Linked DNA regions of Homo sapiens: region 2 is linked to region 1. Evidence: chromatin loops called from intact Hi-C (ENCODE). Cell type or tissue: heart left ventricle. All regions are shown on one strand.

Region 1 (5,000 bases):
AAAACCAGTTTGTTTTCAATGTCTAACTTGTTGATTAGAAACAGACACTCTTGAAAAAGTATAATGAAAATTAACCACTAGAAAAAGGATCATGGGCTTGAAGGCTGTGGTGATGTCAAATGGTGTAAATGTTTCTAAAAGCCTCCTCTTCACTATCTCCTCACAGCCATCAGTGGCCCACACTGAGCAGCATGCATCTCTACTAATAGTCCCATTGCCTCTGCCCCTACTTGCTCTTAACCCATCTAGTTGGGCTCTCTCCTCCCCCACTCCGGTGAAATCACTCTTGTTCAGGTCACCCTGACCTCCACCTTACTAAAAATCAATGGTCAGTTCTCAGTCCTCATTTAACCCCATCACCTGCAGCATATGACACTGCAATCTCTCCTTCACCTTGAATTGAACTTTCTCTTGAGTTTCTTCCTATGCCCCTGGGAGCCCCACTCAACTCCTTCCCCAGCCTCCTCTTCTCCCCAGCCTCTAAATCTTGGGGTGCTCTAGGCATCAATTCTAGGGCCTCTTCAATGCTTTCATTCAGTCTCATAGCTTTAACTATTATCTATATACTGTTGATGCTCAAAGTTACATCTCCAATTCAAAATCATCCCCTAAACTCCAGACACATATATCCAACTATGAAATCAACATCTCCAATTAGATGTCTAAACAGCATCTCAAAATTAACACAAACAAAACAGAACTCCTAATCTTCTATGCCCCTCCATCAATTTCAGTGATGACTCCCTGCTTCTAGTCATCCATCCTTCACTCCTCTTATTCCCCACTCCACATCCAATCATCCAGGAAAATCCTGTTGGCTCTACCTTTAACATAAATCCTGAATCCAACCTTTTTACAGTACTGCCACTGCTAACACTCTGGTTCAGGACACCATCATCTCTCAACTTGCTTATTGTAGTGGGGTATATTAACTTGCTCTCCCACAGTCTAATCTCAATACATGAGCCACACAATTCTTTGAAATTATAAATCACATAATGTCACATGTATGCTCAATCTGCCCAACGGCTTCTCTTTCTACGTAGAGTAAAAGCCAAATTGGTTACAAGGGCCTACAAGCACCTGAAGAATCTCTCACCCACCATCCCACTTTTTTTTTTTTTTTTTTTGAGACAGAGTCTTGCTGTGTCACCCAGGCTGGAGTGCAGCGGCGTGATCTCAGTTCACTGCCATCTCTGCCTCCCGAATTCAAGCGATTCTCCCACCTCAGCATCCCAAGTAGCTGGGACTACAGGCGCCTGCCACCACGCCTAATTTTTTTTTTTTTTTTTTTTTTTTGTATTTTTAGTAGAGACAGGATTTCACTATGTTGGCCAGGCTGGTCTTGAACTTCTGACCTCGTGATCCACCTTCCTCACCTTCTCAAAGTGCTGGAATTGCAGGTGTGAGTCACTGTGCCCGGCCACCCTCTAGCCTACTCTTATACTATCTTTCCCTGGTTCTCTCTGCTTCAGCCCCACTGGCCTCTGTGTTCTTACTTTCTCATGGCAAACACTCCTGCCTCAGGGTCTTCACATTGGCTGTTCCCTCTTTCTGGAAAACTCTTTTCCAGACACTATCTTGGCCCACTTCCTCACTTCATTCATAATTGTGATCAATGTCACCATCTCAATGAGGCAATCTCATGAGTCCTCCCTTTTCTGCTGCATTTTTCTCCATTTTTCACCATATGACATACTTCTTTATCTGTTTATTACCTTTCTCCAACTAAAATATATGCTCTTTAAGGGAATGGATAGTAGTCAGATTATTTCACTGCTATAGCCCCAGTGCTAACATGTTAAGTGTATTTACTGAGCAAATGTTCATCCCGGTGCTCTTTATAAGAAAAAAAATTGCAAACAATATAAATACCTGTCAATGGGAGACATACTTTCATAAAATGAAATACTATTTATATCCATATCCACAAAATGACCCTATCTATAAAATGGAATACTATGCAATTATTAAAAGTTTGAATGAACTTTTGAATGAACATATTTTCTGAAAGATGTCTCTAACACATTAAGTGAAAAGAATCAGGATATAAAGTAATATGCGTATTAGTTCATTTTTATAATAAAATCACCTAGGAGAATTTGGTACAGTATATGTGATATGGTTTGGCTGTGTCCCCACCCAAATCTCATCTTGAATTTTAGCTTCCATCATTCCCATGTGTTGTGGGAGGGACCCAGTGGGAGATAACTGAAACACGGGAGCAATTTCCTCCTTACTGTTTTCATGGTAGTGAATAAGCAAGTCTCACGAGACAAGGGGAAACCCCTTTCACTTGGCTCTCATTCCCTCTTGGCCTGCTGCCAGGTAAGACGTGCCTTTTGCCTTGGGCCATGATTATGAGGTCTCCCCAGACAGGTGGAACTGTGAGTCCATTAAACCTCTTTTTCTTTATAAATTACCCAGTCACAGGTATCAGCAGCATGAAAATGGACTAATACGATGTGCATTAAGGTAAACTCTTGATCTAAAACAAAAACAAAAAAAATAATGAAAACAATGAACCCTGCGAGGCCTTACATTTGAAGTTTCTTCTGATGATGGTAATGACACAGAAAAGCAGCAAGCTGAGTTCTCACCCGGGCAAGTCGATGGGAAAATAAGTCAGTGCATTTTGGTAGGATTCTTACGGACTCTGGTAAAAAGCAATTTCTCAAACAATTAAATTGCCAATAAAAGACTAAGAAACATGAGAGCTATGCTTCTTGGGGATAGGTATGACTTGCAGAAATGTTAATAGCATTTGCATTTAGGTTCATTTCTTCCTCCATGTGTCAGGTTTATTTAGATACCGCTGTTTCCACGTAAAGATGGGCCAGGCACCTGCCACAGTCCCCAAAAGCTGCACTGGCATTATAATGGAGTGGCCACCAAACCTAGCCCAGAGGATGCTTGCATGGGAAAATAGAGGGGGAGAAATCAGTTGGGCAGAAAATGATGAAAACAGAGGGATTTTTTTTTTTACCACTTCCTATATCTGTTCTGGCAAAATTAATGTTTAACTCCTCTCAAAAGATTCTGATGGTTGATATTTCAAAGGAGAAAAACATGCAGAATGAGAAAAGCATATTTCACAGCCAGGTACGGTGGCTCATGTCTGTAATCCCAGCACTTTGGGAGGCCAGAGCAGTCAGCTTGCTCGAGTCCAGGAGTTCCAGACCAGCCTGGGTAACATGGTGAAACCCTGTCTCTACCAAAAAAAAATTGGTATAGTGTAGAGTAGTGTGTCTGTGTAAAAATTGTGTGTAGTGGCATGTGTCTGTGGTTCCAGCTACTTGGGAGGCTGATATGGGAGGATCACTTGAACCTGGGAAGCAGAGGTTGCAGTGAGCTGTGACTGCGTTACTGCACTCCAGCCCGGGTGACCCTGTCTCAAACAAACAAACAAACAAACAAACAAACAGAAAAGCCCATTTTGCTTAATTCTCTGTCCAAAAGCTGAGAGTCGTCACACCTGCATGGGAGAGGTAAGTCCTTTGGTCCGTGCTTTGAGGTTGCCTATTCCCCAGGAGCCCTTTATAACAAGGCCTGTGGGCATTTCCATAATTCTCTTGTACAAAATGGAATAGTCAGTTCAGGTTATACATATGTCACTCAAGAACAGGTGACAACAAAGTTCAAGTATAACTAATGTAGTGGTTACAGTCAGCATATTGGTTACATAACAAGGAGTACCACAGTAGCTTTAGAGCTGGGGGCCACCTGGACAATCCCAGCATTTCCCCGCCTAGGAACATGAGGACCATACAGGAGACACTTGTCTAGAGCTGCTTGGTAGTGGAGCCAGAACTAGAATCCAGGTCTTCTAATGCTTAATCTCTCTTAGGCACTGTGAGTGGCTCTTGCCACCCCAGAGTAATATCCACTTAGCCATGATCTGAATTCCCAGGGAAGGGTAGGTCCAAACTTGGGAGGGGGCCATCGGGCTGCCTAGGAATCAACTGCAGAGTCTATTAAGCTTGCTGATTTCTGGATTCCCCTGCAGGAATTTGCATTTCACAGAAGCTCCCCAAAGTGAATCTGATACACAGCCAAGTCAGGAATCACTGGACTAAGTTATACAAGACAGAAGAGCAAAGAAACCAGCAGATTTCCATTTAAAAAAATGCAAGTCATTCTCCTTACTCACTCTATAAAAAAAAACATGGAAATATGTAATTATAAAGCTCAAAATAGCTTCTTCAGGGAAAAAAAATGTGATTCACACTTCTAAAGATGCTCAGGCCACAGCTGCAATCTGTTCTTGCGGCCAAAACCCTTGGGAAGCCAAATTAAGGGAAGCCACATTGGGTTTGTTTGCTGGGATCTAAAACTGTGTCCTGCTCCCTGCAGACAGGCCAGAAAGCCCTCTCTGGGAGGAAGAAAGCGAGCTCACTCCAGAGAGACAGGCAGCCAGAAGACCTGCCAGCTGGAGCTGCCCCTGATAGCCTGGCTTCCTACAGCCACCATCTGAAGGGACCTGGCTCCCATCAAGTCCTGGTGGATAGGAGCACCTGCTGAGGAGGAGGCATCTTTGGAAAAGTGCTGTTTACTGGCCTCTCGGAGTCCTCACTGGAGTCCTGCCTAGAACAGAGATTGAACTCTGTGCTGGTTAAAGTCGAACCCATTTCCCATAGAGCGGGAGTGGGTAGAAAAAAAGCAGCAAGCTGAGAGCTGTCTGGAGGCAGTTGGGGATATAATAAATTAGGAAGTCACACAGCTGTGTGTTCTGAAACACAAGATTGAAAATAGATCATTTTTTTCCTCTTGGGGGAACATACTGTAGTGTTGATATTTTCTAATTCAAATTTGGACTCAGTGGGCCTTCTCAACCAAATTACCCTGAGGAGGAGCGGGAGGGAGAGGGATGAAGAGGAGCCCTTTAGTATAACTCATTCTCACTTATTTTAGAAGAAAACAAGAATGTTGTTTGAGAGGTTTCAGGGTAAAATGCAAAGTTTATTAAAAATTTAGCAATGTCTGAAGAATATTTTTGGAAC
Region 2 (5,000 bases), 89 kb before region 1:
TAGTTAACCTGGACTTTCTGGCGATTTTTTCGCCTTCTAGACTGTGATGAAAAAAGTACATAAAGCTTACAGAGCTGCTGGTGAGCCTCAAAAAGAGGGAAACCTAGATTTTGTTAGCATCATATTTGGATGACTGCTTGTCAAGTTCCCAAGAACTGGCATGAAGTTGTTCTGCATACACCTAATGGACTTGTACTCCACAGGCTCCACATGGATGATAGGTAGCCTATCATCCAGCTTCTGAACACATTCAGATTTACTATGTGCTGTCCACAAAAGGAGAAGGGAATCACAGTATCAAATACTCAGAAAATTCAGGGGGTGGGGTGGGAATCACTGCTGGGCATCTGAATAAAGGTCATAAGAAATCCCTTTCTATTTCGCTCACACGTTCAACCTGTACTCTTTGTTCTGCTTGGAGCAGGCACTGTCAGTACCATTTATCCCATATTGTCTTGGGGCAGATTCAATCTCATGAAATTTTATTCCTTTCCATAAGCATGATTTATTAAATGTATTATTACTAAATCTGATGTAATTCTTATACCTTTGTAATACTTTTTAAATAAATCCACAAATCAAAAAAGAATGTTAGGCGGTATACATGTATTTTTGAATAAAAAATATGGTGACTATTATAGAATAATTTCTAAACTGGCTGTCCAAATTCTCCTTAGTTCACCTATAGGTCTTAACTGAAATGAGCACCATTTATATTGAGCCTTTAAAAGGCAGATGAAGGGATTCCATTTACCGGGCACTAAGAGAGGTGGCACTTATACCCATTCCTTTCATTTTCCAGCTCCTGGTCCCAAACTGGATGCTTCCACTGAGTATCCATTTCATTAGGATTCATGTTCTTTGCTGGCAATGAAGGTGATGGTAATGGTCTCTACAGTTTACGACATGGCTACGCTGCAACCAGTTTTGTTTGATTAATTCATTCTTATGAGGGAGGTCATCAGGGTACTTAGCCTCATGAAAATTCCAAACAGTTAGGGTGTATATGCAGTAGGCTCTTCTCCACCTACATCTCAGCCCTCTTATGGAATGCCCTCATACACACACGTGCACATGCATGAGCCCACACACATAAAACACACTGATATCGTTTCCATAACAGCAACAGGCCCAGTGCAGACTGAATCAGACCATATCTCCCAAGGATGTGAGATCAGAAGTGGGGACTCTTCCCCAATGGGTCAGAGGTGTAGCCACTACTGGCTCAGTGAAACTACTTTATTTCATTCAAGAGACTTTGGAGAGATATTTCTCTAGTATTTGGGCTGACCAGTATACAGTTATCTCTAATCATTTTACATGGTGCATTTTTAAGACCAAAACATATGCAAAACCTGAACTGAACATAGTCAGAAGACCTTTTTACAGCTCTTTTTATCCTCAAAGGGAGATATCAATAATATTCCATGGAAACATTCCCATACGTAGGCACCTGCATCTCTTTTCCTCATTTTCATGGAGAGATGATCCTGAGCAGAATGTGCAAACCCTGTCACACTGTCACTTTATCTTTTGATCCCAGGATGCTGAGCTCTCTGTGATAAGCCTGGACATCTGTGGAAGCTTAGGAGAGTAACAAAAAATGCAGATGCAGTGCTTACCATGGGCCTATGCTATAAAAGGCCCCATTTCCAAATGGAGAAACGAAGGCTCAAGACATTCAGATAACATGTCTCCAGTTGCCATCTAGTAAAGTGGGACACTCAGGATTCAAACTCAGGTGTCCATCTGTGGAGCACCCTGAGCAGCACGCCCCACTGTGGCCTCACAGCTCCCCAAGCAAGCAGCTGGAGCAGGTGGGATTATTCCCAAGCATCCTAAGGCTGAGTTATAAAATATGAGTCATTAATATGAATTTTATTTCCCTGGGCTTTGCTATTTTTTATTACCCACAAAATGCCTAACATGTAAGTGATACCTACGAACAGTAAGAAATAACACCAGGATCCACAAAATGCATACCCATCTATAAACAGATCCCCAACCCATGCATTTCTTCCTGCCTCTTCCAGAGCACCAGGCTTGGAGAAGTGACCATGATTTGCATTCACAGGACTGGAGAGTCAAGGTCTGGAAGTTCTTGGGGCATCACAGACCTAATAAGTGAATGGGCTGACCCAGAAGAGCATGGGCCTGAAGAACAAGGGCCAACATGATGCATCTCTGATCATGCTGAAAGCCTTCAAAGGGATAGTTGGTGAAATTCTGTGTTTATCACTTGCCAATTTGAATTTTCCAAATATACCATGGAAATGAACTCCAGAATTGCAGGCTGATGAAAAATCAAGCCAGAAGGAAAAATGAAAATGCCAAAATTCTCAGCTGAGTCTTGCCAAGCGCATCCACTGGCAATATGGTGACAAAAAGCGACTGGGCCAATGGTAGGATATCCTTTAGATGGTGCAAAATGAGAAACAGCTTCTTCACCATCGGAAAAGGAAAGCTTCATCACATCCTCCTTGGTTTTCAGATCTAATGAATAAGTAAACCTCTTCCAATTCCAAAACACACCCATTTCACATGCAAATAATTCTACCTTTTGAGAAAAAAACTAGTTTCTGATATTCTCATTAGAGGACAAATTTCATTGCAGTGTGTAGAGATTAAACCCACGGCTCACCATGTTTTTTCAAATGGTTAGACATTTCATGCCCTTACTTTTTCTGCTTTTTCTTCTCACACATTCACAGGTATTTTATCAAATGAAAAGGCTCACAGATAACCTATGCATTCCGGTCTCCTGTGACAACAGGGATTACACTACATCAGAAAAGAGTGCATCAGGGATGCGGGGAAGAATATAGGGTCTGATGAGCAAGACAGAAACCAACAAGGTCAAGAACACAAGCAGACTCAGCTTACCCTGGCAAGCAAGGAAGAAGAAGAAGAAACTAGAGATGAAGGCAGTCAATTCCAGGGAGGTCATGTTCTGAAGGGGGTGGACAAAGCAGAGAAGCTTAAAGGGGGATCCAAGAGGTCTGTACAGAGCCAGATATGGAACCACAGGGGGAGGGTACCCATAGGCCCAATGAGTCACCATATGAAATTCTAGGGTGAGTCCTGTTTAAACCCAGTTGTTTTAACTTTGGATCTTGGTAGTAAGTTGGCTTTATCAGAAACCAGTCACACAATGAATATCAGCAACAACACATAACCTCTCTAAACAAACCAACTAAGTGTGTGCCTAGTCTTAGTGAACCAGCACTGCCATCACAAAAACAGGATTGCTGTTCTTAAACCCATCTTTCAATAGCAACAGCATGTAAGAGCCAGATCGCTTCAAACTGTTCTCTATCTATGAATACTTCCAATCAAAGGAAGCTTTGAAATGTGAACCATGACCCCTAAGCAAATGATATTTGACAGGCTATTCTCAATCTTCATCAAGAATAAGCTCTATAACATAATTTGTGGAGAAATTAAATTTAGAAAAAAATATAATTTTATTTTATTGTCCAGTACTTGCCTGCAACTTGAAGCTACTAATTGCAGAAAAGAGTTAATTTGATATTAAAAATAAAAATTGGCCCTGAAGGGCAATAACCAATCCATGTATATACAATGGAAAAATGTATCCCTACCCCCACCAAGTCATCTCAAGCTAAATTTAGAACATGGTTTCCAAAATGCATTGCCTACAATTCTCTCCACACAATGAAAAGCATGAGAACGACGAAGCAAATCTTTGAAACAATCACATACACTGAACCTTGAATAAGTGCTCTTGCTTATGTTTTGTGAGAGTCTATTGTGTTGGACCTCTCAGCTATTCTGAACATACACTGAGAAAACATATTTCACACACAAAAAAATCCCAGTGGGAAGTGAGGAGTTGGTGCATTTATTCAAGTAATATTTAGGAAGTGCCTGAGATAATGCAATTTAACATGTCGCCCTGTGTTTCCTTCAAGTCTTGGGAACCCAAGAATACAGCCTTAATGTCTTGAAAACAATAAAGTTCCATTTATTACATTTTCTGTTCATGAATTTCATTATATTTAATATCTTTTCCAAGCAGACTCTATTCTGCTCACCTGGAGAGCTTCTATTCATATGATGCTCCCTTAAATAAAGTTCTTCCTCTATGTAATTTTTCCTTTGCATTCTTTCCATACAATATATGTGCTATGGCTATTGCACACTTAGCTCTTTTCACAGCTCTCACCAATACTGGGAACCCTCTAGGGCTGGTTTTACTAATACAACACCAGGAATACCATCTCTAGATGTATCTGTTAACTTAGCCAAGAAGACAAAATCCTACTGCAAACCTTAAACTTAGAGAGGTTATACAAGCCTTCTTCTGAGTACTTCTGTCATTCTATCCAGCATCGTAGGTACAGCCATGGGGATGAGGATATCTGAAAACATCTCAATGACTCATCCCCTGTTGTCTCCCATTCCTTCCTCCTCCCACTCCTGCAATCTCAGTCTGAGAGGGACTAGGGTGCTCTGTGTAGAAGCACTCCTGAACACTACCCCTTTCAGAAATCCATTTTACAAGCATTCTAGGTGCTGGGTCCAGCTCTGTCTGCAATGTGGCTTACTTTCTTAAGTGTATCACATCTGCTTAGAACTTCCTTCCAGTTAATGAGTCTTTCTTGAATCAAGCCTGAAGGGCTTTTGATCTCAGTACCAATCAACTTCAGGCTAAGATGCTGGGCACTAGCTGGGCTGGCAAAGCTGGCCCAAACCCAGGCTCTATTTCAAGGAAGAATAAACAAACTTAGCCTGAAGTTATAACATGGAATGTCAAGATAAAGAAATTCCTCCTAGACTGACACCACTGCTCAGACCACACCTGGAGCTTGGTGCCAGTTCCACACCCACAAAATTTAAAGTGTTTCTTTAAAAAAATGATTGTAAGATAATACATGTTAGGTAGCAAAGATGGGGAACATTAAAGACATAGTAAAAAAGAAAAATATAATTAATCACACTATGCAGAAGAAACCATTTTTCTTTCAAACCCACAACCC

The links. A loop is a pair of places that touch in the nucleus more often than their neighbours do. Peaks named below come from ENCODE experiments on the same cell type or tissue, not always from the same donor. Only the 100,000 strongest peaks of a DNase experiment are listed, where the experiment ranks them.
Region 2: it touches region 1 in a loop (2.5-fold over the local background); 5 of 110 quality-filtered maps call a loop at or near these places.

Annotation. Positions count from the first base shown.
Region 1 is chr7:37,079,326-37,084,325 of GRCh38, forward strand. All of the region lies in intron 15 of ELMO1 (engulfment and cell motility 1), which reads right to left. Among named protein-coding and RNA genes, the nearest start is that of ELMO1-AS1, 84 kb to the left of the region's middle. In heart left ventricle, no CTCF peak of the experiment used is centred here; a DNase peak (open chromatin) is centred at 2,326; H3K27ac peaks cover 1,306 bases.
Region 2 is chr7:36,990,192-36,995,191 of GRCh38, forward strand. The region is part of intron 16 of ELMO1 (engulfment and cell motility 1); the gene reads right to left. Among named protein-coding and RNA genes, the nearest start is that of ELMO1-AS1, 5.1 kb to the right of the region's middle. In heart left ventricle, no CTCF peak of the experiment used is centred here; no DNase peak of the experiment used is centred here.